Regions from separate parts of the Mus musculus genome. Here region 1 is linked to region 2. The links are chromatin loops, found by intact Hi-C in ENCODE. Cell type or tissue: left cerebral cortex. All regions are shown on one strand. Each heading gives the region's core, and the rest is flanking DNA. Links, peaks and the distances in the headings are about the cores only. Region 1 holds the start of Cldnd1 (claudin domain containing 1). Region 2 holds the start of Cpox (coproporphyrinogen oxidase).

What was found. Peaks named below come from ENCODE experiments on the same cell type or tissue, not always from the same donor. Only the 100,000 strongest peaks of a DNase experiment are listed, where the experiment ranks them.
Region 1: it touches region 2 in a loop (5-fold over the local background); 23 of 42 quality-filtered maps call a loop at or near these places.

Annotation. Positions count from the first base shown.
Region 1 is chr16:58,719,667-58,735,890 of GRCm38, forward strand. It overlaps Cldnd1 (claudin domain containing 1), which reads left to right and starts at 8,244. Exons shown (of 6, transcript NM_171826.3): 1 at 8,244-8,418; 2 at 9,507-9,557; 3 at 9,772-10,081; 4 at 11,636-11,746; 5 at 12,915-13,052; 6 at 13,173-14,581. The coding sequence starts at 9,790. The coding sequence ends at 13,393. In left cerebral cortex, for the core only: no CTCF peak of the experiment used is centred there; DNase peaks (open chromatin) are centred at 8,239 and 8,805; H3K4me3 peaks cover 1,927 bases; H3K27ac peaks cover 1,221 bases.
Region 2 is chr16:58,661,185-58,677,408 of GRCm38, forward strand. Cpox (coproporphyrinogen oxidase) reads left to right here and starts at 9,024. Exons shown (of 7, transcript NM_007757.2): 1 at 9,024-9,766; 2 at 11,344-11,487; 3 at 12,152-12,262; 4 at 13,196-13,337; 5 at 14,058-14,276. The coding sequence starts at 9,244. It overlaps Gm41464 (a long non-coding RNA gene), which reads right to left and starts at 2,268. Exons shown (of 3, transcript XR_876123.3): 1 at 483-2,268. In left cerebral cortex, for the core only: a CTCF peak has its summit at 9,256 (motif pointing left); DNase peaks (open chromatin) are centred at 9,183 and 9,598; H3K4me3 peaks cover 2,410 bases; H3K27ac peaks cover 1,527 bases.

The DNA.
Region 1 (16,224 bases), core at 7,222-9,721, 57 kb after region 2:
GCACATTTTCATGTGTGTTTCTCATACATAAAGACTATAGTAAAATATAGCAACTTTTGACATTTATTTCATTAACTTCAATTCTTCATGGCCCAGGGAGACTCTTGCACTTGCCTCTCCTTTCCTCTCCTCCTCCTAGCCATCTCATTTAATGCTCTAAATGTCAGTTTTGACAGTAGTCACTACTGTCCATAAGAAGGGATACTGACAGATGAAAATATAACTATATATAAATATATAACTATATATATAACTATAACTATATATACATTATATACATATATATAAAGTGTCTATTTAAAATCCTTTCTACTGAAACTTAATTTCTTCAATAATTGGTATGCTGAAGGCAGCAATTGGCTCTCCCTCCTTGTGGTTTAAGGTCATCTCTACACCAGAGAAGTACAATCAGGGGAGGGTGGAGACTTGCCTCTTCCGGAGCAAGACAAGAATTCACCAGGGGTTGACCTGCAGGATGCCTTTCCTTCCCCGTTGTCCCCAACTGTTTGTAATGTTCAGTCACATCATGGAGGGTATAGTCTTCACTAAATATAGGCTGCAGTTCAGAGAAACTAATTAACAGTTTGACATTTCTGGGACAGAAATCCTTCCCACTGGGTAAACTTTAATTATTTAAGAGAATAATTCACCACCACCCCCCAAATATTTCAAAATAGAACTATATCTGCATGGAAAAGAATAGTTGTTTAAAATGGAATATTTAGACAGTGTATCTATATGTGCATATATTGAAGGACTAATCACAGAAATGTTCTCTCATTGTGCCTTAGTTGTAACACTAAACTGGCTCAGTCAGAAGTTACTGTGCATTTGATAACACAAAGGCTTATTTGGGCTAAGGAGTTTTTAAAATTTATTTTTCTCTCATATATTACATCCTGATGCCATGTGTCTCTTCCATCCTCTTTTTCTAGTCCCTCCCTCACCCCTCCCTCCCTCCCTCCCTCCCTCCTTCCCTCCCTCCCCTCCTCCTTCCCTCCCTCCCCTCCTTCTCTTGCTCCCTGATCCACTCCTCCTTTTTCCTTCAAAAAAGGGCAGGCCTTCCAAGGATATTAACCAAACATGTTTATCAAGTTGCAGTAAGACTAGGCACTTCCCCTCATATTAAGGCTGAACATGGCAACCCACTAGGAGGAAAAGACTCCCAAAGGCAGGCAAAAGATTCAGAAACAGTCCCAGATCGCACTGGTAGGAATCCCACAAGAAGACCAAGGTACACAACCCTAACATACAGGCAGAGGAATAAGTCAGACTTATATAGGCTCCCTGATTGTTGGGTTAGTCTCTGTCCCTAAGAGCCCTGCTTAGTTGAATAATTTGGTGTTTTTGACCCCTCTGGCTCCTACAATTCCTCCTTCCTCTCTTCTGCAGGATTCCCTGAGCTCTGCCTAATGTTTGGCTGTAGGTCTCTGCACTTGCTTCCAATAGTGACTGGATGAAGGCTTTCTGATGACAGTTATGATAGGCTCTGGTCTACAAGTATTAAGAGTATTAAGAGTCATCTCCCCCAACCTCCGCTTTTTGGTTCTATTCTAGGCCTTTGGGCTATCCAGCCTCTGGGTCATGGTCCTCCAGGGAGTGGAGGTGTGGGCTCCCTCTCATGGCATGGGTCTCAAGTCAAACCAGTCATTGGTTGCCCTTCTCCAACCCCCCCCCCTAAATTCTGTACCACCTTTACCCCAGCACATCTCGCCACAGGCAGGACAAATTGTAGGTTGAAAGTTTTGTGGCTGGGTTAGTGTCTCAATTCCTCTACTGGAAACCTTGCTTGGTTACAGAAGATGGTTGATTCAGGCTCTACTTCCCTCATTACTAGGAGTCTTAGCTAAGGTCACCCTCATAGATTCCTGGAAGTTACCATAGTGCTAGGTTTCTACCTTGCCCTGAAATGCCCCACCCTCAATTCCAGTCATCTCACCCAGGAGTACTCTCTTCCTCTATTCTTCCTCCACCTGATCCCTCCTGTTCCCATTCCCACCCACCTCCAGTCCACCCACAAGATCTATTATTCTATTTCCCCTTCCCAGAGAGATTCATGCAGTCCCCTTGAGTGCTAAGAGTTTTTAGTTCTTAGATATGTGTCGAGAACATTTCTTGTCACCAGTGAGATGGCTCAGCTGCTTGGAGGCTTCTGCTACCAAGCATGATAACCTGAGTTTACTAGACTGCATACCTGTAGATGAAAATACAATTGCTAGGGGATGGAGACATGGCTCAGCACTGGCTGCTCTTCCAGAGGTCCTGAGCTCAATTCCCAGCAACCACATGGTGGCTCACAACCAACTGTAATAGGATCTGATGCCTTCTTCTGGTGTGTCTGAAGACAGTTACAATGCACCATATACATAAAATAAATAAATAAATCTTTTAAAAAAGAAAAGAAAATAGAATTGCTAGCCAGGCATGGAAGCATACACCTTTAATCTCAGTACTCAGGCTGTAGAGATGGGTTGAGTTTTGTGAATTCAAGGTCAGGATGGTCTACACAGTGAGTTCCAGGACATGATGGACTATACAGAAAGACCCAGTCTTAAAAGAAGGAGGAGGAGGAGGAGGAGGAGGAGGAGGAGGAGGAGGAAGGAGAGGAAGAAGAACAACAAGAAAAGAAAATTAATAAATATTTACAATATTATTTAATCTCTGTAGGCCTAAATTTTTGTTTTCAAGCTTCTGAAGTTGCTGACTTGGTGGTGTAAACCTTATCTAATGAATCTGACATTCACAGCAAACTCTTGAAGCAGTTACAGATAAGGCGACTCACTTTAGCCTATGTGGCAACCTGAGGTATGACGTGTGGTGAGAATATGAGTCTGAGCCTTCTTCATGATGAGAATATCCATGGTGGTCTGATAGTATCTCTACACCTACATTAGGAAACCTATGGGGTGTCTTAAGATAATGATGATTTAGGGATTTTAGTAACTCAGAATACAATGTTGGCATAAAAGAAAACCCACAGTAAAGGCTGGCTATAAAATAGGGAAGTTCCAAGAAACCTGAGTGCAAGGGTCATGTTTATAGCACTTTGAACATCCTTTGAAATACAACATGTAGATACTAATGATTGAAAAAAACAACAACAGTGGAACATAGTTCAAAACTCAAAAACATCAGCGAGTCCATTAACATGGGAAAAAACAATGGAGACAAGGTTCCCTCAAAAAGAAAAAGAAGGATGTAAGGACTGATAACTGAATCAATGTACCCTTTGGGGACTGATTTATCTAAAACAAACAACCAAAAATCCAACAAAACAAAACAAAACAAAACAAAACAGCAAAATACTGAAGTTTTCTTTACAATCCTTGCCAGAAATGATTCTATTGGATTTTTATTTTTTTATTTGTTATTCCCTTTGAGAGAGGGTCTTACTATACACACCAAGCTGGTCTCAAAGTCACAGTAATCTGCCTTCCTTTGCCCCTCTGCCCCTCTGTTCCTCTGCCTCCTGTAGTTCTTAAGTTGAAAACAGACTATTCTGAAAATAGTCCTTTTAAACTTTCAAAGCTACAGTGTTGAACTTGTGTATGCCAAGGCCCACTGCTCACATTAGAGTTACATATGCTATCTACTAATTATAGATTCTTCAACCCTAGAATTTATGGACTGAGTAGCCTGGAGTGCTATATTTAACACACAAAAGTTTAGAATACTATGCTTATTTGCATAAAATGACCACCATGATATACTGTGCTTTGTAATTATGTTGGCTACTTTTGGGAGGTTTAAAGGTATGTCAAAAGCTGAAATCTGCAGAATGCTTTTAGCCTAGAGTTCACATTTTCGGGATGTTAAAAAAAAAAAAATAAAAACCAAACTGTTTTCTACTTTAATTCCTAAAATACATTCAGGAATGTATAAGATGTTGAACAAGAAGACGGTAGATTTACTCCATTGAGACATTTTCTCAGTTAAGTCTACTACCCCATTATATGGCTATAACTGCAGTCTGTAGCCACCAACTCTGAAGTGTTAAGCATTTTGTAAGAAAAGAGCCAATCCAATTTGTTTCTAACTTTTGGCATTGGGATTAAATTACTGGCTTCTTTCCACTCATCAACTCTGCCCCCTTCCAAAGCTGACACAATTGATATGTCATCAGATTACACACAAAAGTAAGGTACAAAGCCATCTTGAATATAACTGATGTGTGTTCTGCTAACAGGTCCCAGGATAAATGGAAAATAGCATGAAGCAAACTATTTCTCTTTGTGCTTACAGACATGCGATTATTTATGTTAAAAATACTCTCTTCTTCACTTCCTATATGGATATAATAAAATATGCAATCATTTAAATAGTTACCTTTAAGGAAACAGTTCATACTCTAAGAGTTTTTTTTTTTTTTATTCCCATAGTTACTTGGAGAATTTAGAATTTATTAAAATAGCATGCCAAACTAGGAGGGATACATTTGCTCTTATTAGGGAACCCACATTTAGCTTATTATTTTTCTTGCTAAATCATATTTACTCATGGATAAATTACGCTATTATTCTAGAAGAACATGCTTTAGGCCTCTTTATAATAGTAGATCTGGGGATGGCAGATGGCTCACTGGATAAAAAAATGCCTGCTGCCAAGCCTGATTTTGATCCTCTGGATCCACATCATGGAAGAAGACATCCCACTATCAGAGATTGTCTCTACCCTCCATAAGTGTGATTATAGCATCTGCATGCCCACATACATATACACACTCACACAAATAAAAAAAAATAGATCTGATAGTCATTTATGATATGCATAACAAAGTTATTTATGTTGGTGTCCCTAGCAATTCAACAGGGTCTGGCTGCAGTAGGTAGCCAATAAACGCTTATAAGTCTAGATTGAATCATGCTTGGATTTGGAGCCATTTCTAACCAACAAGAACTTTTCACAATCCTTTTGGACAGTTTCTGTTCTACAATAGCCCTACCAATTTCATCACAACATAAACTAACACAGAAAGATGTCTCTAGTTAACATAGCATACTTTTTTGTTTTATACCAATGTTTTAACTTAATATATCTTGTTATGTCAGAAGAAATTCACAAACCTATAAACTTGAATACATGTCAACTATGTATATACCTCAATCTCTGCTGCTGCCAAATCTATGATAACTGTAATTTGAAGTTACGGTTATATCTTTTCAATTGAATTATGAGTCATACAATTTAGGACTTGAGTAGTGGTTTAATAGCTATTTAACTAATGAGGTCACTCGGACCCAGAAAGACCCATAGTCTTTTAAAATAAAGTACAATTTTAACTCAAATTTCTCATCTCCAAATGGTTATTTATTATATTATCATTCACAAGCAATAGGAATCAAACAACTATAATTTATTTCACTTTGAGACACTTAATAGGATTTTATAAATAACAGGGACAAACTAGCCCAGAACTTAGCCCCTGACCTAAGCACAGGTGACTCCATTAAGGCCACGCAGACCATAGAACTCGGCATGTACACAGTATCACCTGGAAACAAACACGTAGCCCATCAAAGTCTATAGTTCTGGGAAAGTCTCTACCTTGCTTTCTTCTTAGCTTATGTAGTTCTTCTTCTGGCTACTTATTTTTGTTAACTGAAGTATGCCAATCTAGAATATGGTTTTTGTGCTGAAAAGCTTACCCTGAGAAAGGCTCAGATATACACTGGTATCCTGAACACCCAGGGTAGTCAGCAGCCTGCTAATAAAGTCTTTTTATTGGTTTAAACCCATGTCTGAGCAGTCTTTTCTGGTGAATGCCCCACAGTTATTTTAAGATGCAATTTGTAAATTTTTTTAAGATGCAATTTTTTATTTGCTTTTTTTTTTCTGAATCAAGGTTAGCCATTGTTCTATAGTAGACAGATACAAAGCAATTTTGATCACAATTTTAGCCTTTGGCTAGAACTCAGAAACTATTTCTATTTTCCTTTCTGATCACCAAAGTTTATAAGAAAAATAGAACAAATATTTAAGATGAATATGCAAGGTTGCTATATTTTGATTAACACAAGTTAACAGTGAACATTTTAAATAAGAATTGTATTTAAGAATATTAGGGAACCTGAGAGGGAAGGTAATTATTGTGGAAAGAGCATTATCTAACCATATAGATTTTTCTGTTACTGGGCTCATTTATAGTGCACCATAACTACAACACTTTCCTTCTGAACACTAGAAACATCAGCTTTAGAAAATTTAGCCAGAAGCCTAGTTCAACACTGTTTGAAGCCTATATCCCATAATCTGTGATAGTTGCTAAGTTACTTGGTTCATTAATAATACATATGAGACTAGCAGCCCAGCAAAAAGTAGGAGTAAACATTTAACTCTAAAAATTGATTACAGATGATTGCTACCCACAGAACATAGCATAAATAAAAATTGGAAAACACCAAAGATACAGAGATAACTCAGAAATGTGAATGTGTGGTCTGTGGGACTGTGTTTGAGAAGGAAGTTGAGGTCTTCTGTTCTGTGGCTTTCAGGGTGGCCAAAACCCCAAGGACACACTTCCATGTTGACCCTAAGCTTGTGAGTGAACAGGGTTCTGAGCGTTTTCTGGGTGTTCTGTGCTGTTGGAAGGTGAAGGCATCATTGTCCTTTGTAGAGTGACTCCAGAACCTCGTACCTCCTGTGTCATGACGACTAAGTGTACTGTGAGCCCAGGACTTAGAACTTCCAGAGCACACGACTAAACAAACACATTGAAATGCCCTCCTGGCAAGTCTAGCAGCTGGGTAGTTAGCAGACAGGTCCGGAAGCCAGCTGAGGTGTGCAAGAACACTTACCACTATTTATGACAGGCTTCTCCTCTTCATCTGGGACAATCGGGAGTTGTAAAAAGCTACTTCTACTGATCTTATTCAAACACTGGACATTCAATTGTAAATAATGCTTTAATGATTCCTTAACAATCCTCAGGTCCTCTGCCTGACATTTTTTACATTTTCTTATCTATAGATTCTATTTTCAAAAGTCCATATATTGAAAACCAAAGGCAATCTTATCTTAAAGATTATGAAGTAAATTGTCCAGTGTCTTAAGATTGGTTTACTAACCTCAGTGTTGATGTTTGCCAAGTTAGTTCATCTTCATGGGCTTCAGTTTCTCTGTCTACAAACTTAGGCTGTTTCTTTTCTTCTTAAAAAATGTCTCTTTACCAGAATTGGTTGCACAAGTTACTTCAGGAAGTAGACGTCTCATGAAGGCCGGTGGATGAAGACATCTGCTGCATAAGTGCATTCACAAGTCTTACTGTGGATTCACTATTCGACTCTACACACTCATCGAGCTTTCAAGATGACACCTGAGGCAAATTACGTTTTCATTTGATGCTATCCGTGAAAATCTAGTCATGCCTTGTGGATACTGGGCTCTGCCAGAAGTCCTTTTCCAGACACAGCCTGTGATGGTGAACCGGAACCACAAGCTAAAGGCAAACGATTTCTAACTTAAAAAAAAAAAAAAAAATCTTCTCTACCTGTTTAGAAATTCCTGTGAAGTATTTGAGGGCTTAGAATCATTCCATTGCTTCCATGTCACACAGCCATCTGTCTCCGAGGCTACCCACAACTTTTTCTGTTGAAAATGATCTCTAAATTCCATTTCATATTACATTCACACTTTAAAGTAACATTTTTGAAATCTAGTATCCTTCGGATTTACAAGTTGGGTTTTTTTTTTTGTTTTGTTTTTTTGTTTTGTTTTTTACAACTGAAACAAACAGGGAACTTGATTACAGTAGAGAGCAAATAACAGATTTCTTCAAACAAGAATAACGTAATTATATCAGGTTATAATGCTAGTTTAGTTAGATCCTTAGTTACATTTAAACAAAACAGAAGAACACGTTGTTCAAATGGGAGGGACGATGTAGGAAATGGGAGGGGGGTTGATATTTGAAGAGTAGAGTTCCATTAAAGTTCATCAACTCCGTAGTACTGATTTTTAGAGGTAGGGTGTTATCGTAGGGAAAACAGAAGACTCGACGTTAGATCTCGGCTAAATCAAAGCCTTTGACTATGGTTGACCAAAGATCCTCCCCCATCACTTTCTGGAGCTTGGTCCCTCCTTTTTTGAGGTGTAACAATCCCGCAGTTAAGACTTCAGCTTTCCTCACTGATCTTCAGAGTTCTTTCTTCGGAGAGAACTACATTCCCCACAATTCCTCGCGCGTCGTCAGGCATGCTCTCCTCTGGCTCTAGCCCCTTCTCCTCCAGTATTCCTACAAGTCCCACAAGGCCCCTCGGCCCAGGGCCGCTTTGGCCCGGCCTGGGGTGGAGGTGGAGGCGGAGGCGCGGGAGTTATGGAGGGGGCGGGCTCTGCAGGGAAGTACGTCAGAGGAGGCGCGGGGAGAGTAGGGTGCTGTGGTCGGAGCTGGAGGGCGAAGCCGGTGGAGTGAGAGGATGGGCGGTGAGTTCGCGGGGTCGCGGGCCGGCTCGGCTCGCGACCTGGGGAAAGGGCTCCTTGCTGGCGCGGCCAGGCCCGGGGGCTGGAGCGGCAGGCGGGGCGGGGAGGGGCGGGGCTCCGGGCCAAGGGGCCGGGGCTGGCTGGGTTCGGGTACCCAGGGCGCTCGCCCAGCCCTGCCGGTCTCCGCCCGCCCATGCCAGGCCCTGCTGTGCGGCCCAGGGTGACTGCGCTAGGCGCAGCTTCCAGAACCCGGCCTTTAAGGTCATCCGAGAGCACCAGGATGGACGAGAATTTTGAGAATCAGAATACAAATCGCACTTGCTGGGCTATTGATGACTGTAGTCGCCCCGGTCTTTTCCCCAGTCACTCCCCATTTTCCAAACTCCGCTCCCCAGTTTGTAAGCCTGTTTTCACGGGTGCTTGAGACGAGGGGTTTGGTGCTGTCACGGTGTGCATACATTTGGCAGGGTTTGACTCAGCGTGATCTTGCCTTGAGTCATTTTACCGCGGCCATTTACTACCGCCGTGGAGCCCTGTCCACGCCTAGGGAGTGTTCAGATTTTGCCTAAGTCACTTTTCTGTTTGCGAGTAGGGATTATTTAGTTTTTATGGATCTGTGCTATATTTTAGGATATACGGAGCAGTATTACAGTTTGGGAGGTTGAGAAGTGTGTAATGGAATGGGGGGCGGGGAGAGTAAGGAGTGAAGAATCCGGTTGTGTCAAGAGGCTTGGCTTAGCTTTAATTGAATTGAAGGAGATTGATAACTAACATGGTGTTTTTGCTCTCTTTGCTATGACATACATTTAAACTTTCCCCTCGGGTTAACACCTTCAACTCTGATTTCCAACTTACACCTCACTTCTGCCCTTATTTATAATTGTAAGCCTCCCCACTAAAAAAGCTGGGGGGTCTTCGTTTCCTATTCTGCTGTCTTTTTTCTCACACAAGCCTGAAAACACATAGCATGTTTATAGCTTGTGTAAAAATCCACTCTGCATTTAAGGTGTGCACGCTGCACTGCTGACCATGGGCATGTCTGTTGTTTGTACCTGTAATGTGTATGTCCTTTTCAGTGTTGTCTGTTTTAGTATGCAGGTGATAGACTAGAGAACAAGACTTCTGTCTCCGTAGCATCTTGGGTATGTGAGCATTCAATAAGTACTTTTCATGAGAATGCCTTTTGTTTTAAACTTAACATTTGTTGCCCTTTTGTTTGTAAATTTTTTACATCGATAAATGCATTGCGTTATGGAAAGAAGGGATGGGGAGTAGGGTAAAGGGGCTTTTTTTTTCTTTTTAGCATATTCTGATTTGCTCTTGAGGTCTGACTTTTCTTTCTTTAACTTAAAACAGAGCAGTCTGAATGCCAGAATGGATAACCGTTTTGCTACTGCGTTTGTGATTGCTTGTGTGCTTAGTCTGATTTCCACCATCTACATGGCGGCCTCCATAGGCACGGACTTCTGGTATGAGTATCGAAGTCCCATTCAAGAGAATTCAAGTGACTCGAATAAAATCGCCTGGGAAGATTTCCTCGGTGACGAGGCGGATGAGAAGACTTACAACGATGTTCTGTTCCGATACAACGGCAGCTTGGGGCTGTGGAGACGGTGCATCACCATACCCAAAAACACTCACTGGTATGCGCCACCGGAAAGGACAGGTACGTCCTTTACGTCCTAATAATGATGGCCCAGTGACGTGCAAGCTTGTCTGTGCTTCCTTCCCCTAAGAAAGTCTTCTGCATCTGTTTTATTCCTATCATTGTCTTGCCTCAACTTCCGTGCAATCCCATTGTCCCCGATGATACCACGGCACCTCATATTGTGATCAACACTTGAATCCTCATACTTATTTGCCAATTAAATTGTTTTTTATTCATGCCACATGTCACGAGGAATTCGCTTGAACAGTTGAAATATTTGACAGTTTGTGGTATTCAAAATCAAGTCAGAATGTGAGTTGCAGAATCAAGTCAAACTGTGAGTTGATTGCCCTCTTACAGTTAGCTATGTTAGCCAGGCGGCAGTGGCACAAGCCTTTAATCCCAGCACTCCGAGGGCAGAGACAGGTGAATCTCTCTGAATTGAGGCCAGCCTGGTCTACCGAGCAAGATCCAGGACAGTCAGGGCTATGCAGAGAAGCTCTGACTCTCTCATAAAGCAAACAAAACCAAAAATGATTACCTATTTTATAGTAGGTTTCCATCATTTGCCTTGTATTTTAGAGAATGTAATTTGACCAACTCTGCCTTTAAATCTGTACATATTTGAGACTTGTACAACTATAACGAGTTAATAACCTAAACAAAATTACAGAAGAATCTAAGTTGTCTCTCAGAATTATTCTTCAAAAATTCTATCAACACAAAGACTTTAATTTTTCAAGTATTAAATTAGAAAGTTTACAGTTTATTTTTGTTTATATTTACTTCTTTTGGCCTTTCACTGAGTAAGCACTGTATTCAAATCATAGCAGAACACGCTTAAGTTTCCATCTATTAAAAGGAATACCAGATCTGAAAAGTAGGTTTACATTCAAAGAAAGGGAACACAGCTGCAGTGTATTGTAAAACCTCCGGTTCATAAGCAGAGACATCCTGGCAGGTGTGAGCGGGACACATCCGAAGAGGAGAGCTGACCTTGTCACTGGCTCATATCTAAACCCATGGGCATAGTGCAAGGCTATCAGCTTGGGATTGCTTAGGAGCTGGTTGTAATTCAGATGTGAGATCACTAGAATCAGAGCAGCATAGTAACCCTGGGTAGTAGCTAGATCTTGAGTCTACTTTGAAGGAGTAGCTGTTAGGATTTTCTGTTAGAATGTATATGGGTAAGAATGATTGAAGCTTTTTGTCCAGAAACCTAGGAAGGTTGACTATGTCAACTTTTGAGGACGGTGGTTGATATGGAATGTTTCGGTGAGAAAATCAGAATTCCTCAGATTGTGTCCCTGTCCGTATTTCCTGGTTTCCTAACATACGTTCTCCTTTGTTCCTTTATGTTTCCTTTCTCTCATCCTTGTGTCTAAATCTTGAGACTGTCCCTGAAACTCATTGATGGCAGCAGAGTCATCTGTATGTCACTGGGAGCCATAGATTATGCATGCTTGGGGGAATGTCTTCCTGCATCACCTTTTACTTCCAAAGATAACCACTGAAAGATTATTATGGCATCTTTTCCAGGAAAATAACAAGCAGTCATTGTTCTTGTTCCAGAGTCATTTGATGTGGTTACCAAATGCATGAGTTTCACACTAAACGAGCAGTTCATGGAGAAGTATGTGGACCCCGGCAACCACAATAGCGGCATCGACCTGCTTCGCACCTGTGAGTACTCGGCTCTCAGCAGGACACTTGGAGAATATGTGCTGGGTTGAGGTGTGCCGTGGGAATGATGTGCTGGCACACAGTGTCACCGTGAGCTGCCTTCCTCAGAAACGTTCCAGGGAGCTCTGCTCCATGGCTACTATGATTCGGAAGACAGAAACATACTTCACAAACTTCAAATAATTTGTAGTTGAGGGACCGAATTCAGTGGAGGGTGGGACTTAGATCACCAAAGGATGTTACTAGGGGGAGTTTAGTAGGTTTACCAAATAAAATTTCTACTTGAAGTGCCCACTGCCATTGCCTGAGCTCCCATGAGCATACCTGAAGAAGCTGCTGCAAGCCCTCAGTGGCTCAGCAGGTGTCAGGCCTGTGCTCAGTGCCCTTCCAGTGCCAGGGAGCCGCAGTAACCAGAGGAGATGTCAGAGGAAACAGTGTCACGAGTATTCTAATCCTTGATGGGTAGGCTGCCATGAACTGCTGCCTCCAGATCCGAGCTTCAGAGCTGCAGACGGTAGGGCTATGTTTGTGTTTACTCAGACGGTGCTGTCAAAGGAATCACTGCAGTTATTTACCTCTGCAATGCGAGCGAGAGGAGGAAGTCTGTCAGCTGCAGGAGTTTAAGGGACGGTGTGATATTCAGAAACAGAGACTTGCATGACATTCTAGAAAACAGAACGAGTACGAAATGAGATTTACAGCTGCCACTAAGTGACTGATACACTCCAGGTTCACCATGTCCTCATTGTCATGGGCATTCGTTACGGCTAGCATCTGCCTTTGACCAGGCAAAGACTTTCATTCTGTCTGTCCATAGAAGGAAGCTGTGTTTCACTTCAAACTGTGATTCTTCACTTCCCTTTATTTGTACAAGTTACTAACACCCCTGCCTCAGTTTCTTCAGTGACAAAGACTAAACAGTAGTAGCACCAATAATGTAAGGTGTAATTCAAGCATGAGTATAGGGCTCATTCTAACCCTTCAGTAACTTAAGTGCTAGTGGCCCTTTGTGTCAGGAGAAAGTTGGAATCCTTTTGGAGTTAAAGGGTTTGATATGAAAATACCCGTCTCTCACTTTTTGAGAAGAGCTGTGCCGATCCTTTAGAACACGTGGAACCTGCCGCTGTAGAGAAGTGGTGTGAAATCCGTGTTTCCTCTTTTAACCCAGACCTGTGGCGCTGCCAGTTCCTTTTACCCTTCGTCAGCTTGGGCTTGATGTGCTTTGGGGCGTTGATTGGCCTCTGTGCCTGTATCTGCCGCAGCCTGTATCCCACCCTCGCCACTGGCATTCTCCATCTCCTTGCAGGTTAGTCTTGAACCTCTGAACGTTCGAGTGTCATTGTCCTGTCTGTCCTGTCACATTGCTTGAGAAGCTTTGCCCTGTGCTCTTTCACAGTCACCTTTACATGTCTAATTTCCTCCTAAGGTCTGTGCACACTGGGCTCCGTGAGTTGCTATGTTGCCGGCATTGAACTCTTACATCAGAAAGTAGAGCTGCCCAAGGATGTATCTGGAGAATTTGGATGGTCCTTCTGCCTGGCCTGCGTCTCGGCTCCCTTACAGTTCATGGCGGCCGCTCTCTTCATCTGGGCTGCCCACACCAACCGGAAAGAGTACACCTTAATGAAGGCTTATCGTGTGGCATGAAGGGAGGCTGCCTGCTTAATGATTAATATTTTTCATACATTTTTTTTAACTATTGAGGTTTTCCCTTGTCTTCCTCTCAGTCGTCTTTAATTTTTATTTTTGTGGATATGCCATTGTATTCTAAAAGCCCCTTTTATTTATATACAGTGCCACTAAATACCATTTAAAATGTGTGTGGTTTTCACTGAGTGACTTAGTCTTTTTTTACCACACTGATCTAGGTTCAGAGTTCAGACAGAAAGAACTGTAGAGATGTGACCCAAGTTTGTAAAAGAATATTAGCAGTGGCAAATTGACCCAAAACAGGGTCTGCTAACGTCTGCTCAGTCCAGTAGTGCAGTAACTATGAAACTAGAAATGAATTTCTGTATGATATCTGTTATCACTGTCAGACTTCATCTTTACTTTCCTGTTGTTGCTAGCAGAACCAGCGTTCCTCAAGATGTGTGCACATAAAATTGGGAAATGAGCTAACATGTGTCCCTAAACTTTGGTACATTACTTTATTTGAGGTGAAATATGGCAGCTGTTTATACTGTGATTGTCTACAAGAAAAAAAAAAGTGAAAAATGATGTTTACTTGAAATTGTGCTTTTAATTTCACTTCAGTGAGGAAAGTTGACTAATTGTACTACACTATACCTGTTTGTTTTTTTTTTAAACTGAAACTCATCAGGATTTTCAGTGCCACCAAACCATTGTGGATTTTTGCTGCTCCCCTCCCCCCTCCCCCCCACACCAGGCTTATTAAAGAGTACTTTCTTTTTAACAGAGTGAGAGAAGAGTCACAGCCAATTCCTCAACTTCTTTGTTCTAGCTGAGTACTATATGGGAGGTCCTACCAATATCGACCCCCCAGAACTGGGGGTACTACCACCACAAGATCTAAAGCTGTAGCTGCCACCTACTAACCTCCATTTATGGGTCTTTATTTCTTGTGGTGAAATGATGTGCCTTTCCTTGCCCAAATCCCTTCCTGGTGTGTATCAACATTACTTAATGTCTTCTAATTCAGTCATTTTTTTATAATATGTCTTCTGTAAACATTGAACTTAAAAATCTTATTTATTTACTCCATTATTGTAGCATTTCACAGATTCAAAAAAGTGTAACTCAGTAATTTCTTACCAAATCCTAAATCTGTCTTTTTTAAAAAAATAAATAAAAAAGAGAATCATGTAGAGTGTCTAAATTGTTTGAGATCACAACATGAGGGGCTAAATGATGGAGGTCTATGTGGATCTCTGTGGGAGATGAGTTATTCCTCTGTATATTTCTTTTTGTTGCAGTGATAAAACACCATGATCAAAGCGTTTTAGGTAAGAGCGTTTATTTCAGCTTGCAGTTTTGAGGCAGAGTCCATAATGGCAGGAGGTTACTGGAGCAGGAGGCTGAGAAATCACAACTTCACCTGCAAACAGGTAACACAGAGGGAGAACAAACTGAAAGTTAGACAAGGCTTTAAACTCACAGCCCACCCCCAGTGATAGCACTTCCTCCAGCAGGCACTACCTCCTACCGGTCCCATTACCTCCCCAAACAGCACTGGGGACCATATGGTCAGATACATTAGCCCACAGGGCTCATTCGAATTACCATAGTCTACTGCAGAAAAAGGAAAGCCTGTCTCATTGGAAAACAAAGTGTCTTCAATGAAACATGCTTCTGAACTAGGTCTGATCTCTGTGTGTTATTCTTAATGTGGCTAGATTTTCCTAAGACGTCATGAAATGACTGGATATTTGTGTTCTGGGAGGAGAGAAGTTAGCCACTGAACTACCAGTGTTCAGATCACCTTGGCAAGTTGCTTCTGATGGTGCTGGTTACTGGAGTTTCTACACACTTTTTTTTTTTTTTTTTTTTTTTTTGGTTTTCCGAGACAGGGTTTCTCTGTATAGCCCTGGCTGTCCTGGAACTCGCATTGTAGACCAGGCAGGCCTCAAACTCAGAAATCAGCCTGCCTCTGCCTCCCAAGTGCTGGGATTAAAGGCGTGCGCCACCACGCCCGGCTCTACACACTTTTCTGTTTTTTACTTTTACTTCTGGTACTGTACATTAACCAAAAGGCAGTGTATATACTAGATGAGCTAGCTCTGAGCTACATCCATAGCCCTGTTTGCTTACTTTAGTGTTTTTGGTGTAAGAGTCTTATGTAGGACAATAGCCTCGAATCCACTAACTAGCCAGGCCCAACTTTGAACTGATCTGCTGCCTCAGCCTCACACCTGCTAGACCATAAACAGGTATTCAGTACCATAAGATCATCATTAAGTTGTTCAATCTGGCTTTGAACTTGCAGTCTTTCTCACCTCAGCCACCTGGGTAGCTGGGATTCCAATCTTTCTGTCATTGTTCTTAAATTATTCTTGACTCTTTCCCTTCAACAACTTCTGTAGGAGGTGGACATGATAAAAGTTAAGTGAACAAAGATACCTGGAGTGCAACTTAGAAAGGATTGGCCTGTTAACCTCAACGTGACTTTAACGTGAACTGTGGAGATGAAGTCAGAATTGGACAGCAGTGTCTTAGAATGTGGAAAGCCTGTACATTCAATCTGTATGTTGAATATACATTGTGTAGTTGAGGGCATCCTCTTCTACAGTAACTTTTTGCCAATGTAATAAAGCCCTCTCGGTAATAAGATAACAGTTTTTCTTTCCCAGTTAAACCATATGGAATAGCTGATAATGATTTTGATTGATCTAAGCCAAATCCTAGCAATCTTTCCAAGCAAAGATTGTTGTGAGTCTTCATGTGGTTGTTGGGAATTTAATTTAGGATTTCTGCTCATTCTGGTTGGCCCTGCTCATTCTGGCCCAAAGATTTATTTA
Region 2 (16,224 bases), core at 8,290-10,789:
TTGTATAATTATCAATAATCACTTCACATCCTAAGTGTTATGTTATGTTCACATCCTAAGCGAGATGTCCTCTTCCAAGTTAATGGGTCCATTACTTCTGAATTGAGCTTCACTCAGACTGCCAGGACATCAGCAAAGCACTGACCCATTCATTGCCAGACAGTAACACAACTTGCTAGTTTCTAGCTCCATTCATCCCAACAGAGATCTTATGTGGTCTGAAAATGTATGAACATAACCTTGACTATCTTTGTTTTCTTTCAGCATTTTGGTTTTCTGAATGCCAACTGGAATGGCTACCAAATTCCACTTAAGTCATTCTATGGTTTCTCAAGCCCACATCTCCACGTTTTCCCAAATTCATCCGAAACACCAGTTTCAAAGACTTAGCCACATGATCAAGATTAGTCATAACAGTGACTCTACTTCTATGGTACCAGTCATCTGTAATAGTTAATTGCACAGCATTGGGACCACAATACCTGGCAGCTTCCAGGAGGGCAGATTTAGTTGGGTTTGTTGTTTTCCGGAGTTTCAGTTCATCATGGCAGGGAAGTCTGGGGCAGCTCAGTTCATGGAGGCCAGGGCACATGAGGCAGTGCTGTTCACAGCACAATGGGTCAGGAAACAGACAACATGGGAGAAACAAGGGTTGACTATTGCTTTCAAAGGCTATTGATGGCCATACGTTTCTTCCAGCTAGGCTCCACCTCTCAAAGATTCCACAGGCTCTGAGAGTATCCTCATCAGTTGGGAGGAAGCATTCAAGACATAAGTGTGAAAAGGACACTGTTAAAGCCAACCACAATGATTATTCTCTTCTTCGCTAGATCCACACCCCCACCCCCACCCCAGGCAGCCTCACCCATTCTGGCTCAGGATGATAAAAGGAAACCGAAATATATTTCAGTATCTCTCGGGTCAGACACTTCAAAGCGCCCACAGTTCTGGGAAATCCATCATATTAGGTAAGCTCAGCCTGGCTCTCTGAGGAGTGCTGGTCCTTCTTGGTGTGTTCTGTGAAAAGCAGCCCAGCTTTTCCTTGTGGTTGCAAAGTTCACAGACACCTCTTTGTGGGGCTGAATGCTCAAAACTTAGGGAAGAGCCTGCAGGATTATTTTGCAATGTGAACTGTGTCAGGGAAGCTATGTGCAAAGTTTTAGACTAAACCTGTTATACTCCCAAGATTTTTTATCCCATAAGAAGAAAACATTTGTGAGGTTCAAGTTATCATTAGAGTCATAGATCTGCATAATTCTAGCATTTCCAAAGATTCATCCTTAGATTAGAAATGAGGCAATCTTTTATTGACCTGAATTCCTGTTTACTTGACTCCAGACCCACCTTTCATTTCCACAGCCTCCTCCTCTTATTGATGTGATCCTGTCAAGTACAAATCTGGTTTTGCTATCTGACCTCTGCCTTAGTGCCCTTTGTAACAGATTCCACCTACTTCTCAGTAAAGTATAAAGTCTGAAACAAAGTGTAAAACCAGCCTCACCTCACCCATTCATTACCTTGTAATTTTGGTGGCCATCATTCCATAATCATTGAGGCTGAGGATCAGAACTTAGGATTTGATAGGCTGTACTACCAGAGGGAGAATCATCATCATCATTATTTTTTAAAATAACCATGTATTCTATAGTTCACAGAGAAAATCTGTGAACACCTTTGTTACAACAGTACTCGTGATAATGTATTTATAATTATCCCATGTTTGTGTTTTAACTTAACCTGAATTTTAAGGAGTTTGTGACAACAGCTCTAAAAGATAGGTTCTATTTCTAACCTTCCTGATGGATCAGGAAGCCTAGGGTCAGGAAATTCAAATAAATACTGCCCTAGTTCTCGATTGGAAAACCTAAGTTTCAAAGCCTGCCATTTAGACTCCATAGGCCATCCTCTTAACCATGCTAGTATGTAACCTTCACCAAATTGCAAATTCACAGGCCCATTGGCAACCAGAAGAAATATTTACATATATCGATAAATATTTGAGTATTGCTAGTACATGATCACCATCTAGTGGATATACTCTACTGTTACACTATGTGAGATCATAATACAATATTTACATAACCTCCCTCTTCTCTTTCCTCCTTTCATATCCTCTCATGCATGAGCCAAACTTCGATACATGTGTTCTACAGCTGTCGTAAGATAAATTATGTTCATTACAATGACTGACCCTTTAAATTACCTTCAATTCAAATTTGTCGATAGTCTATGAATAGTGCCAGATGACTGTCATCAACCCTCATGTAGTCTTGGAAATTAAATTTCATTTAAAAATTAAATTGCATTTAATTAATTAATGTATATATGCACATGTGCTTGTATGCATCAGAGCACTTGTGGAGGTCAGAAGCAACCTTATGCCAGTCAGTTCTCTTCTTCTACCTAGTGGGTCCCCGGGACCCTAATCAAAATTAGGTTTTGGGGCAAGCGCTTTTACCCACTGAACCATCTCTTCAGCTCAAAATTTAATTTTATTACTAGAAGTCTATATCCCAACTCGCATGAGGGAAACACTATGGGCAGAGGCAGTCTGACCACAGCTACAGGGGTTTCCTCCACCGGTCATCTTAAGTAGGATCTGCTCAGTATATTTGACAACAGGAATAATTTCAGATCTGTGCTTCTTATCTTCTCCTCTTGTCCTTTTTCTATGGAAGGTGGAAGGATGAGAATTTATTAAACTGTTCAGTGACATGTGTGTAGATCTCCCTGTTTCCATATTAGATCGTTATTTCCAAACAGGAGGTGACATGTAAAATGTGCCAGACTGGAGCCAAGTGCCCATAGTCCAAAGTCCCCAAGGACAGAGGATCAAACAGCAATGCTATTTGTTCTCTCTGATGCAACTGTCAACAGGCAGTGATCTGGGGGTGCAGAATGCTGCTCTATCAATTTTCTCAGACTACACATTTGAAAGTAGAACAGGTTCAAAGTAGCCCTGGGTATCCTGGACTTGCTTTGTAGACTAGGCTGGCCTTGAACCGGCAGAGACCCTCCTGCCTCTGCCTCTGAGTGCTGGGAGTAAAGGTGCAAAGACTCTTATTGTTTAGAGAGCTCATCCATTATTCTGTTTGAGTTTTCAAGTATTGGCTTAGATTTATACACATCTGGGAAGGTGGAATGCCCACCAATACACATTTGTTTCATGTGCAACTACGCTTATATGAACATACAGAAAATATTTGACAAAATATATAGGAAATGTGTCTCAGTATATCTGATACATCATATTAACATCCCTAAGAACTTCTAGAAAGGGTCAGTGAGATTCCTTAGCAGGTAAATGTTGTGGGGAATATTAAAAAAGAACCGGCATGTTCCTGAACAGGTGCTGGCAACTCTGGGCCCCTGCTAATTCTGTCTCTACCCACCAACTCTCTGGCAGGGCTGGAGCTTCCAAGTTCCTCTTGCATTCACCCCATGGTCAGCCACAACAACACTGATCTACCTAGTAGAAACAAGACTCTTGAAGCTTATAATTAACCAATCAGATTTATGTATCAACAGATTCCCAATTTTTCAAGATGCCAATACAGTAATTTCAGAACCAGCTGATAATGATAAAAGCTTTATCTGAATTATTCTATCCTTATAATAAAATAACTACTTATGGCTGGTTAAAGCCATGCTGGTTCACATCCACCTCCATGCTGGCCTTCCTTCTTCTTCCCCTGAGATGCTCTCTGTCTCTGCAACTCTTAGCTCTGCCTCCCTTTTCCCTGTCCAGTCACAGGCCTCCTGCTGCCCTAGTGTAATTGGACAGGGGAAATCCTGTGACAGGTAAAAGTGTTTGCCCCCAACCTGATGACCTGATTTCAGTCCCTGGTTACCACATGGTAGGAGGAGCAAATTGTCATCTGACCTCCATAGGGTGCTGTGGTAAACATGAAAAACACACACACACAAACACACACACACACAACCACACTAAAATGTGATACACTTGGTTTGTTTTTGTTTTTTTAAAGGTTTGTTATTATATCTAAGTACAATGTAGCTGTCTTCAGACACACCAGAAGAGGGTGTCAGATCTCATTACAGATGATTGTGAGCCACCATGTAGTTGCTGGGATTTGAACTCAGTGCCTTTGGAAGAACAGTCAGTGCTCTTAACCACTGAGCCATCTCTCCAGCCCTGGATACACTTGTTTAAAGAAGCAGTCAAAGAAGTCAAACTTAACATACACTAAGAACCTGGTTGTGTTGAATAAAGATGGCCCAGAGAAAGTGAAGTGATCCAGACTAGTGTGACAACTCAGGAAGGCTCAGGAAGGATTCCTGCTCTAGGATCTTACACAGTAAGAAGAGGGCAAGCTTGGCTCAAGTTATGCTCAGAAAGTACAAAGAACTAAAACATTCTACTTTTCAACATAAGTAATTAACAACTCACATCTCTCTTTGTAATTTATTATCACTTGCATGTGATGTGTTGGCAAAAGTATTAATGACCCCAGAAGGACATAACACTTTCCATTTATTATTAAGAACAGCACACTGGTTTCTGCTTAGGGGTGACTTGTATAGTTCAGCAGCACCACGCCAAGTGAGGTTTGCAGAAGGGAGAGTTCATTTGAAGACCTGAGCTTCTGATTCTGTACTGGGAAAGTTAGAAGCTTCTCTGTTTCTGAAGCTCTTGTCTCAAAGGCAGTTGGAGACTTCCTAGATCCAATACTTGGAGACCTCCTAGATCCAATACTTCCCTTGATTTGGCACTTGTATTCTCTGTTGATCAGACAGAGATACGTAAATAATGCACTGATTCACTCTGTTCTATGAGGCCTCCTCCACTGCTTCAGTGACCCTACACCTGAGGCCCTCCAGCTGCTTTCCTCTGTCCTTGATATGATCCATTGCTCTTGTTGAACACTTTGCTCTATGCAGGCTTCTGTGTGAGCCTGCTTGTTCATCCTTAGACCCCTGAACGTCCACACCCCCATTTATACAGCAACCCATCTGCAGCAAAAAGCCTTTCAAGTGTGGTTTTCGCCTCTCTGCTTTCACCTAACTCTCTTTACTTCTAAGAAGCAGGTTCCAAGAATTCGATAGAAAGATGACTCTGGATAGATGCTGAAAACAAAGAGAACCGATCCTTGACATCCAAGTTAAAAACGATGTCAGTATGGCTAAACACAGAACTTCTTGAATGCGTGCTCTCCAAGAGTGATCCATCCCTGCCGATGAGATGAATGTTTAGGGGTAGCCTTGGGAGCAGATTTGCTTTTCTTGAGTCAGGACCTTTTGTTGTGAGTGCCATAAAGACATGAAGGAAATGAAGCAACGTTGAATTTCTCATTGTTGTCTGAGGAGGGCTCCTCTACAGGTACCCAAGAGTCATTACTCCTGACTGGTTTTATGGGCTGGAGAGATGGCTCAGTGATTAAGAGCACCGACTGCTCTTCCAGAGGTCCTGAGTTCAATTCCCAGCAACCACATGGTGGCTCACAACCCTCTGTGATGGGATTAGATGCCCTCTTCTGGTTCGTGTACTCATATATCTTGGTCAGGGTTTCTATTCCTGCACAAACATTATGACCAAGAAGCAAGTTGGTGAGGAAAGGGTTTATTCCGCTTATACTTCCACATTGCTGTTCATCACCAAAGGAAATCAGGACGAGAACTCAAGCAGGTCAGGAAGCAGGAGCTGATGCAGAGGCCATAGAGGGATGTTACAGTCTTGCTTCCCCTGGCTGGCTCAGCTTGCTTTATTATAGAACCTAGGACTACCAGCCCAGGGATGGCCCAACTCACAATGGGCCCTCCCCCCTTGATACTAACTTGATCACTAATTGAGAAAAATGCCTTAAAGCTGGATCTCATGGAGGCATTTCCTCAACTGAAGCTCTTTTCTCTGTGATAACTCCAGCTGTGTCAAGTTGACACACAAAACCAGCCAGTACACCATCATATAAATAAAATAAATAAAAATTTTAAACAAACACATATGCTCACATGCCACTACCTTGTTCCCAAGTTCTTCCCAAGTGACTCAACCTGCCCACTGACCCTTGGCAGAAGAATGGTTGGAGAAGAGCCTTTACTATCAATGGGGTCATGTGGCCACAAAGCCCTAAACCCCTGAAAATGTAACACCTTCAGAACTTTGGCTAACTAGAAAGAAATATCTATATTATTAGCCAAATGAATTAAATACTTGTCTCCTGCTCTCTCCTCCGTCCCCATCCATAAACAACTGTTCTGTGTGCTCCCCAGTTCCTTTTTTTTTTTTTTTTTAACTCCCGTGTGTCAGGTAACAGCTTACAGAAGTTGGTTCAATTTTTACCATATCGGTTTCAGGGATCAAACTCGGGTTGCTAGGCCTGAGTTTTATCCACCCTTTTAATGTGAGTCTGTGCTATTGTCTTCTCATTTTTGTCTTCTAGAGACAACATGGTACAGTTTCACCATCCCCTTCCCAAGTCCCAAACACTAATTACATTTGGAAGTTACAAATCCTTACATTATCTGGTTCCCAAGGTGGGCAACGGAACCAAAATGGACAGAGTCTATATCTATAAGACTTAAGGAACAAATTCATTCCTTAAATTATTTGCGCTTTAATCACATGATATTTAAAAGCAGTAAGCACCGTGGCCTAGTGTATGTGCTCAAAGATGCCCTCAGAACACAGGCTCTGCTCAACTACCTGCTGTCCAAGGCATTCTATGAAACTTCCACAGTCTCGGCCACAGAGTCACTGTGATCAAACTGCATCCAGATTACTGTCGAAAAAGAATTAGAGAGAAGCTAAGGACAAAAGATAAGTTAGAAGGGACAGGCGCTGTGAATCTGTCTCATACATAAATTTTTCTTGGAATATTTGAGGGGTTTCTTCACATATCTCTCTGAACAGCCAATTAAAGTTACTTTAAAGAAAGAGCAAGTTAAATCAACCATACTAAATTAATTGTATATTTAATGTATAGGGTTGTAATAGCCCAGACTAGTCTCAAACTTACAGTTTGAGTAGTCCTCCTGTGTCAGCTTCACTTGTGCTGGGAGAACAGGTATGTACTATGCCTAACTGTATATTGATTTAAGTCAAATATGATCCCTTAAGATTTTTTTAATCTGTAAGAAGATGACAAATTTAAAATGTAAATCTAGGGCAAAATATTAAAATCTCAAAACCTTCACTTTCTGTTAATTTAATTTCTCTTTCAACGGCATTAGAGTTCTAACAAGGTCAAGTTTAGCAATACCTTGTTACTAATTGTTACACATGCGTGCATGCATAGAAATAAAGAGAAATACCAGAGAAATAAAGTGGGTTCATCAAACTCTCTCTTAAAAGGGAAAATGAATACACTGATATCAGGGCATAAAATTCATTATTTTTAACAGGGGAAGGATCAAATTAGCAAGGATTCGGAGAAGCATGTGGAGTTTGAAGATGAGTTGTATGTTTGTACCTAGTGAGATAGCATACAGCTCATCAGAATGTCCTGGCTTGTGGGGTTACACAGAGAATGAAATCATAGTACACAATAGAGAGCCAATTTTACACGCAGACGAGCACCCCTACTGCATAGCTTCTGTTTACAACTTACTGACTTCTTATTTGTCCAAGGCAGCTTTTGGATGCATCAAATTGCTTATAGAGGGAACATCTTCATATACTACAAATAGGACTTGGGAGTAATTTACCAGGAAGAGGTGTGTGTGTGTGTGTGTGTGTGTGTGTGTGTGTGTGTGTGTGTGACTGGTTTTGTTTCTTTTGAGACAGGGTCTTACTATGTCGCCCTGGCCATCCTGAAAGTCTTTAAGTAGACAAGGGTGGCCTCAAATTCATATAGGTCTACCTGACTCTGCATTCTGAGTGCTGGGATTAAATATGTGTGCCACTATGCCCTTCTAGGAAGATGGTGGCTTTTATTTTTTTCTCATACAAATCCGTTTGTTTGTTTGTTTGTTTTTAAGGATTCCAGTAAGCACTGTACATTAAGATTAAGGTGGAATCAGAGAACAGGAGAGAGAGACATCCAAACAGGCTGGAAGCTAGTACACAATTTGTTCAGGGTAAGTACACAATTAGTTATTTGTCTGGGCAAGTCTCCTGAATTTCCCATTTGGCTTATTCTTGGCTAGCTTCACATTAGCAGAGCAGGATCATAAAGGAGAAGTTTCTTACAGAAAATTAGAGAGATTCCTTTTCGTTAAAGAGCTTCATTTATCACCAGGAGGCCCAGCCAGACCCAGGCAACCTTCCAAAAGATAATTCTTATCTTTCCTTCTCTTCCAAGTCGGCCTCCAGCCAGGGCACACTACAGCTAAAAGTTAAGGGTTTCTCTCCTCTGCAAGCTTTGTCACTTCTCGTGAATTCATTTGCCTGCCACATCTGCCAGGCCTGAGCACGCATGCTGCTCCAGGTAGTTTGTGGTTGCATTTGTGTAAGAAGCAGGGGAGTGAACATATCGGTCAGAACCATACCCACTGAGCTCCAATTCCTGCTACAGCCAGAATGGAAGCTTGTGAAAGAATAACCAGTGGCCTCGATTATTATTTGTTAGTAGAAATTAGAATCATCAAGGATAGTTAAAGGGCAAATGAGCCCTTCTGATACTATAAAATAATGCTGGCAATGATATATGCTTGGAACAAAACTATTAAATGTGTGAGCTTCTGTCCTCATATTTTCAACGGGTAGGGCTATGGGGAAGAACAGAGATCCAGGATAGTAAACCGGAGTGCGAATATTTTCTCTGGATCTACTCAGGAGCCCACTACCCTGAACTCTTTGGGTAAGCCAAGCACAGGGACAAGGGTGCATCCTCCAGACCCACAGCCAGGACGAAGACAAGGGGTGTGTCTCCGAGTTGTTATTTCTGCCCGTTTGTCGTCAGCCTTCTAACCCCACTTTTGCTCACTGTGGGTGAGCGAGCAGGGCAATCCAAGGTGTACGTGACTAAAGCGCCTATCTTATCAGTCCAAGCACCTCCACAGTCCTCTGGCAGCACAGGAGGCCCGCGTGCGAGCAGCAGGACCCACCTCTGTGCGCAGGGTGCAGTCTTATCTGCTCTTTCCGGGAGCGGTCAGGCGAGTGCAGGAGGCGATAGGACGGGACTACAGTTCCCAGCAGCCTCCTCGGCTCCCGCCAGCAGCCTGCGACCTACACTCGCAGCAGCTCTTCCGAACTCCACGTAGCAGTGCTGGGGAGTCTGGGTCTCAGGACCCTGGGAGCTCCGGTGGGTCTGCAGGATCGGATTTGCCCAGTCCCGGCGGGAGATGGCCTTGCGGCTGGGCCGCCTGGGTTCGGACCCCTGGTGGCGAGCGGTGCTGGGCGACTATGCTCAGCTGCGCGCCGCGTCCCCGCGCTGCGCGTCCGCCCGCGTCTGCCAGCTGCCTGGCACGGCTGGTCCCCAGCCTCGCCGCGGGCTGGGCTACGGCCCCTGGGCTAGAGGCGGGTCCGGGCTGGGGACCCGGCTGGCCGCGACGCTGGCGGGGTTGGCAGGGCTGGCAGCCGCCGCCTTTGGGCACGTGCAGCGGGCGGAGATGGTGCCCAAGAGCTCGGGGGCGCGGAGCCCCTCACCTGGACGGCGGGAGGAGGACGGGGACGAGCTGGCCCGCCGCTGCAGCACCTTCATGTCCTCGCCGGTGACCGAGCTGCGGGAGCTGCGGAGGAGGCCGGAGGACATGAAGACCAAGATGGAGCTGATGATTATGGAGACCCAGGCTCAGGTGTGTCGGGCACTGGCGCAGGTAGATGGCGTTGCCGACTTCACTGTGGACCGGTGGGAGAGGAAAGAAGGTGAGGAGAGAGCTCCTGTTTCTTGGTTGGGCACCAGTTGCAGTTTAGGATTGGGGATTTAAAGTAGAACAGTTTTTACAGGGGGGTGGGGGTGGGGGGTGATCTGTCAGAAGGGACAGACTTGAATGACTGACATTGAGAGAGCCATTCGCTTTCTACTTGCAGATGTGGACCCAGAGGTGCCAACAATGTAGGACAAGTCACTTGAAAATATTGGCAATTCATAGTTGCACTTTTTTTTCTATAGGTTTGTTAAAGAACATCTGCAGGCAGCAAAGTGAAGCTTTCATGTTCAGTTTGTTACTGAACACGTCTCCCCCCCCCCCCCCCCCCAACACACACATTTTTTATTTATCCATCTGGGTGCATTTGTCCCTGCCCTATTAGAGGCAGAAGAAACACTGATCCTTTATGTCTGCTAGATTCCCTATGTCAAGAGTCTCCCTACTGTTTTTTGGCGGGTTATATAAGGAATATTTGATTAGTCTTCCAGTAGTTCTTACTAAATTGCATCATCAAATTTCTTGAAGGATTCCTTAGAATGCCATTCATGTTGAGTCATGTATTGGTGGCCATGTTGTTCCAAACAGAGTAGTCCTTCCCTGTTCTCCCCTCCCGCCTTAATTTTAAACTTGAGGATTTCTGACTTTTTCCAAGCTGGAAATACAACAGTATATCATCAATCCATTGTGAGTTATGATGCTACCACGTCTATATTAAATGGGAGTCAGTCTGATTTTCATGGTTTTTCATCTTGTAATGTTTTAGGGTAAAAGTCACTGACCGACCCAGACACAATCTCAAACACTAGATAGCCAGCTTTGTGTAACCTTTGGAAGTTACTGTTTTCCACCTCTGTTTCATAGTTAATGAATATATGCCGAGAACTCAGAATGTCAGAAACATGGTCAGCACTTAAATCACTCCGGTGGTGTGATCTTGAATATGGTGCCCTGCTTCTTAGAAATAAAACAACTCAGACATTAGTCTTTGAGAACAATGACTCTACGGTGACCTGTTGCCTTAAAGAAAAAAAAAAAACCTATTAAACACACATATATACACACACACATAAAATTTTACTTAATTTTAAACTCTGAACCCCTTAAGAGTTTGAATAGCTATGTTTTTGAATTGCATATAAAAATTAAAGGTAATAGGGTAAAATTGAGAGTCGAAAAATGTGAAGGAATACGGAGTTCTTGTATTCAGTGAAAGTAAAACACCATTCGGTAAACCCATTCCTGCCTGTAACATTAGCTTTCTGTCTTGTGAATAACAAACGGATTCTTTCTGGTGATATCTGGAGAAAGTTCCTTGGAGTTGTTAGGCCATGGCACGAGAACACAGAAGAAGCAGCCATTTCAGTGGTTTGTATCTGGATGCAATGTTTTCCTAGAATAAGGAGCTTAAGACACAAAGCTAGGCCAACTTATCACACATAGAAAATATATATGCTGTCGTAGATGGTTCAGGAAGTAGGGGAGGAAGCAGGCATCTCATGTCGCCACGTTCATGGGAGAGTTGTCTCCCATATGACGGTGCTCTATCCTCTGGCTTTCTGTTTCTATGGACAGGAGGAGGTGGCATCACCTGTGTGCTTCAGGACGGGCGTGTGTTTGAAAAGGCCGGGGTGAGCATTTCCGTCGTTCATGGGAATCTTTCTGAGGAAGCAGCGAACCAAATGAGAGGCAGAGGCAAAACTCTGAAGACGAAAGATAGTAAGTCCGATAACTCTCCCTGCCAACTCTTTTCCCACCAGTTTTACTTAAAAATAGCGCTATTTATTTATTTATTTATTTATTTATTTTCTGGAACTACCCTTGGATGTGTATGCCCAGTGTACTGGCTGGTTTTGTGTGTCAACTTGACACAGGCTGGAGTTATCCCAGAGAAAGGAGCTTCAGTTGGGGAAGTGCCTCCATGAGATCCAGCTGTAAGGCATTTTCTCAATTAGTGATCAAGGGGGAAAGGCCCCTTGTGGGTGGGATCATCTCTAGGCTGGTAGTCTTGGGTTCTATAAGAAAGCAAGCTAAGCAAGCCAGGGGAAGCAAGCCAGTAAGTAACATCCCTCCGTGGCCTCTGCATCAGCTCCTGCTTCCTGACCTGCTTGAGTTCTAGTCCTGACTTCCTTTGGTGATCAACAGCAAAGTGGAAAGTGTAAGCGGAATAAACCCTTTCCTCCCCAACTTGCTTCTTGGTCATGTTGATAGAAACCCTGACTAAGACACCCAGTAAGCGTGTCCGCATGCGTGAATTGTGAAAATTGTGACTCAGAGACAAGTTACAAAGCAGCCTTTGATAGTGGGTTCAGAGATCAGGAGGGAGTAAATTGTGTCAAGCCAGGCGGCCAGATGCATCTAACTGTGTTGTTTTACTTTCCAGGTAAATTGCCATTTACTGCTATGGGTGTAAGTTCTGTGATTCACCCCAAGAATCCTTATGCGCCCACCATGCATTTCAACTACAGATACTTTGAAGTAGAGGAAGCTGACGGTAAGCTTCGTAAGGGCTCTTCCAAGACTGTATTTAAAAAAAAAAATCAAAAGGTACTTTATCAAAAAGAGAGAAAGTACAAACATTTAGGATTTTCCAGGGTTATCCCAGAGGCTTAGCCTTGGCGGGATGTATAGGACCCGAAACATCAGAATGGGACTCCATCTCTCATCCAATGTTTCCTCCTCACAGAATGAGTTTTGTGAACACAAACTTCACCCCCCCCCCCACACACACACACAAAGTTTCTGCAAATATAAAGTTCTTATTTCTGAAATTGAGGACTTGCCACTGGGGCGTGTATACAAATTGTGTGTGTGTGTGTGTGTGTGTGTGTGTGTGTGTATGTATGTGTGTGTGTTCTCCTATATACAGTGCATGAGGACCTGAGTTCCCACTCCACAATCATTTAAAAAGCCAGGAGCTAGGGATAACAGACAGGAGGATATCTAGAGCCAGGCACTATAGCTAATTAGTAACCTGTTTTAGTGAGAAACACTAACTCAAAGCCAGTCTGATGGCGAAATGAGTGAGGAAGACATCTCACATTAACTCCTGGCCTCTATACCAATGAACATGCACGCATGAGCACCCATGCACACATCAGCGTTTGAGCTGTGTGATCCTAATGTTAAGCCACCATTGAGATTCACAGCCGAGACCAACTGTCCAGACCGTTAATACTCGAGGCCCTCCGTCCCATTTCCCTGCTGGCTTCTTCTCTCTCCCTGACTTCCTGTCTCCTTTCCTTTCTGCTTTTGCGTCTCGCCAGCCTCAGCTTTACCGGCTGTTGGCGCTATTTTCGGTTAGATGTTCTTTGACTGCCACCTATTTCATGGTGATGAATTAACTTGCTGAATTAAGCTTGCTAGTATAAACAGTGGTGCGCTCTAGTCTCAAGGCAACCGAGATTGAGCTTCCTCGCTTTCATAGGTAACACACACTGGTGGTTTGGGGGTGGCTGTGACCTCACACCGACATACTTGAACCAAGAGGATGCTGTCCATTTCCACCGTACTCTAAAGGAAGCTTGCGATCAGCATGGGCCAGACATCTACCCAAAGTTTAAAAAATGGTGAGCTGTCGACACTGGTATTTTCTATGTTTGTTTGAAAAGACTTGCCCGTAGGCCTGATTTATATAAAGATCATCAAAAGAACTCTTTCAAAGTTAAGGTCTATTCTCCATGTTTAGCATTAGTAAGTGATGTCTTGGGAGACTTGTTTTTTTAGACGGTAGATGAAAGCACCCAGAGTAGACTGATGGCTTCTTGTGCTGGTCAGGAGGCTAACCTTGAACACACGTGAAGACATTCTGTAAGCGTTTCCTCTGACAGCCTTTTCCCTAGTTGTGCATGCTTGAGAGTCACCGCTTTTAACACTGAAAGAGATACTAAATACTAAAATTGTTGACAGCATTCTGCTTTTGCTGAATTGAGACTAGGCACATGAAAGCTCAGGCTCGTACCCCAGCTGGTGCCCATGTTAGGAGACCCTCATCCCCTGCCCCCTGTAAAAGCAGCGGTGCCCCCGGAAGTCTTAGGAAGTATGGTAGCCAGCTGCACTGTCGCTTTATCTGCACAAGTTCTTAGTATTGCTTGTCCTTTAGATTGGCTTGGTTTGAATTGCTTGGTAGCTGTAGAAAGTCTGGCTAGAGTCCTCGTTTTGTAGTCCTAGAGAAAACAAAGATACTGCTGGGGTGAGCCGAGGAGCGGGCGTTGAACCCAACGGATCGTTTCAAGTCGCACGCATCTCTCATCTTTTAGTCCATGCTTTTTCTCTGCTGCCCGTTCTAGGTGTGACGACTACTTCTTTATAGTTCACCGCGGGGAGCGGAGGGGCATCGGCGGCATCTTTTTTGACGATCTTGACTCCCCCTCCAAGGAGGAGGCTTTCCGCTTCGTGAAGACGTGTGCTGAGGCTGTGGTCCCTTCCTATGTTCCCATTGTGAAGAAGCACTGCGATGACTCCTACACCCCCAGGGACAAGCTGTGGCAGCAGCTGAGGAGAGGGCGGTGAGTGACAGGAGGGTGAACAGTCTACACAGCTCACAGACTTGGAGGGCCTCCAGGCACAGTGGCTGTTGTGCTGTTTTGGCTAAATACTTTATAACTAGTCATATTAATCCACGGTGATTTTTTTTTCTTAAGTAGACGAACATTAAAAATTAACTTAATGGGCTGGTGAGATGGCTCAGTGGGTAAGAGCACCCGACTGCTCTTCCGAAGGTCAGGAGTTCAAATCCCAGCAACCACATGGTGGCTCACAACCATCCGTAACGAGATCTGACTCCCTCTTCTGGAGTGTCTGAGGACAGCTACAGTGTACTTACAATAAATAAATAAATAAATCTTTAAGAAAAAAAAATTAACTTAACGACGTTGTATAATCAATGTCACAAGATTTACTTAATTCACCTGTATGTGTATTTGTGGTAGGCATTTACGTGGTAAGAACTTGTGGAATATTTTTCTCTTCATTTCCCAGTGACAGCTTCTACCTTCTGCTAAGATGAGGGCATCATTTAAGATTATTTTTTCTTCTTCTTTTGCTTATAAATTCAGAGTCACACTTTAAAATATTCGTCTTAAATATTTTATGAAGAAGCTATTGTAATACAGTCTTCGTGATCACCTTTACTTATTTTGGACCTCTTATGCACAACCCCTGTATGAGGGAGCCATTGTGTGTCTGGTTTTCCCAGGAAGCCTGTGGTATATATGGTGTTATCATATACGGACCATAAGGTGTCCTTACCAGTAAGTCCTTAAGCCCAAACTACACAGCAGGTCTGATGGCACACCAGATGTGAAAGTCCTCCTGTATCACCCATCCTTAACCTCGGCCCCTGATTGTATTGATGAATTCATAGGTGGCAAGATAGGTTGTGTTCAGGCTCAGTGACCCTCGTGAGCCAGCTCGCCACACCCACTCTCCCAGCCCCCGGCAGTTTCCTTGCTCATGTTAATTGCATGTGTACCATAAGTCGCAGTCATAGCCCGAGTTCTTCTAATTCCTGTTAACTCTCAGGCACCTGAGCCCTAAGGAGCTAAAGCTGTGCCTTGAAGAGGCCTTGAAGAAGTCAACTTACATGTTCCATGTTTAAAGATAAAATATGTTTGTATTTACCTTTCTGAGTTTGGGTGTTTGTTTTACTCACATAACTGTGTGCCCTGTCAGGTCCCCGTGTAACAGCCTAATGAAGTGAGAATAGAGTCAGTTTTCTTTTAGAAAATTTTAAAGCAATACAAGGCCCCCACCCCTGCCAATTTGTCACCCATATGCTTCCCATTCTGACCCCCTTTCTCTAGATTTATCTTGGGTCCCCTGAGGTTACTCACTCATAGCTTAGTAGGTCACTGATGTTCAAAAGAGAAGCTGTCTGCCACTGTTATCTTTGGCTTGGAAGATAGCAGTAGACTCTGGGGCTTTAGATAGCTCCAGCATCATCGCAAAGGCCCTTTATGGTCAGCGCTGGCTTCAGTTTCTTAGTCTAGTCATAACTTGTCATCTATATCCCCTATATAGATCTCGTCCCTCCCCTACCCCTAAAAAACCATTTTTATGAATCATTCTGAATTCTTTAGGACAGTAGAAAGTACAAGTTTAAATCTGAAGAGATTTTTGAATCCTGTGATGTTAACATCAGAAACAGATGTTTAAGCTAGATAGAATTCAGATCTGGTTCCCTAACAGTTAGTAGAAAATTTGGACAATACACTGAGCCTAACTTTACTTGATACCAAGATATTTTCATGAAGAAAAGAAGCAAAAAAACAAAAACAAAAACAAAAACAAACAAACAAAACCAAGTTAAGCTAAGCACTGAAGAGCAAGGCTGTAGCTTTCACAGTGATGGCTGTAAAGAGAGGAGGTATGAGTGGTCCCATCTCTGTTGATGCTGTGAACTCTGGCAGGGAAGGAGGCAGATCCCGGCTGTTTTAGTCACTGTTGCTTATAGAA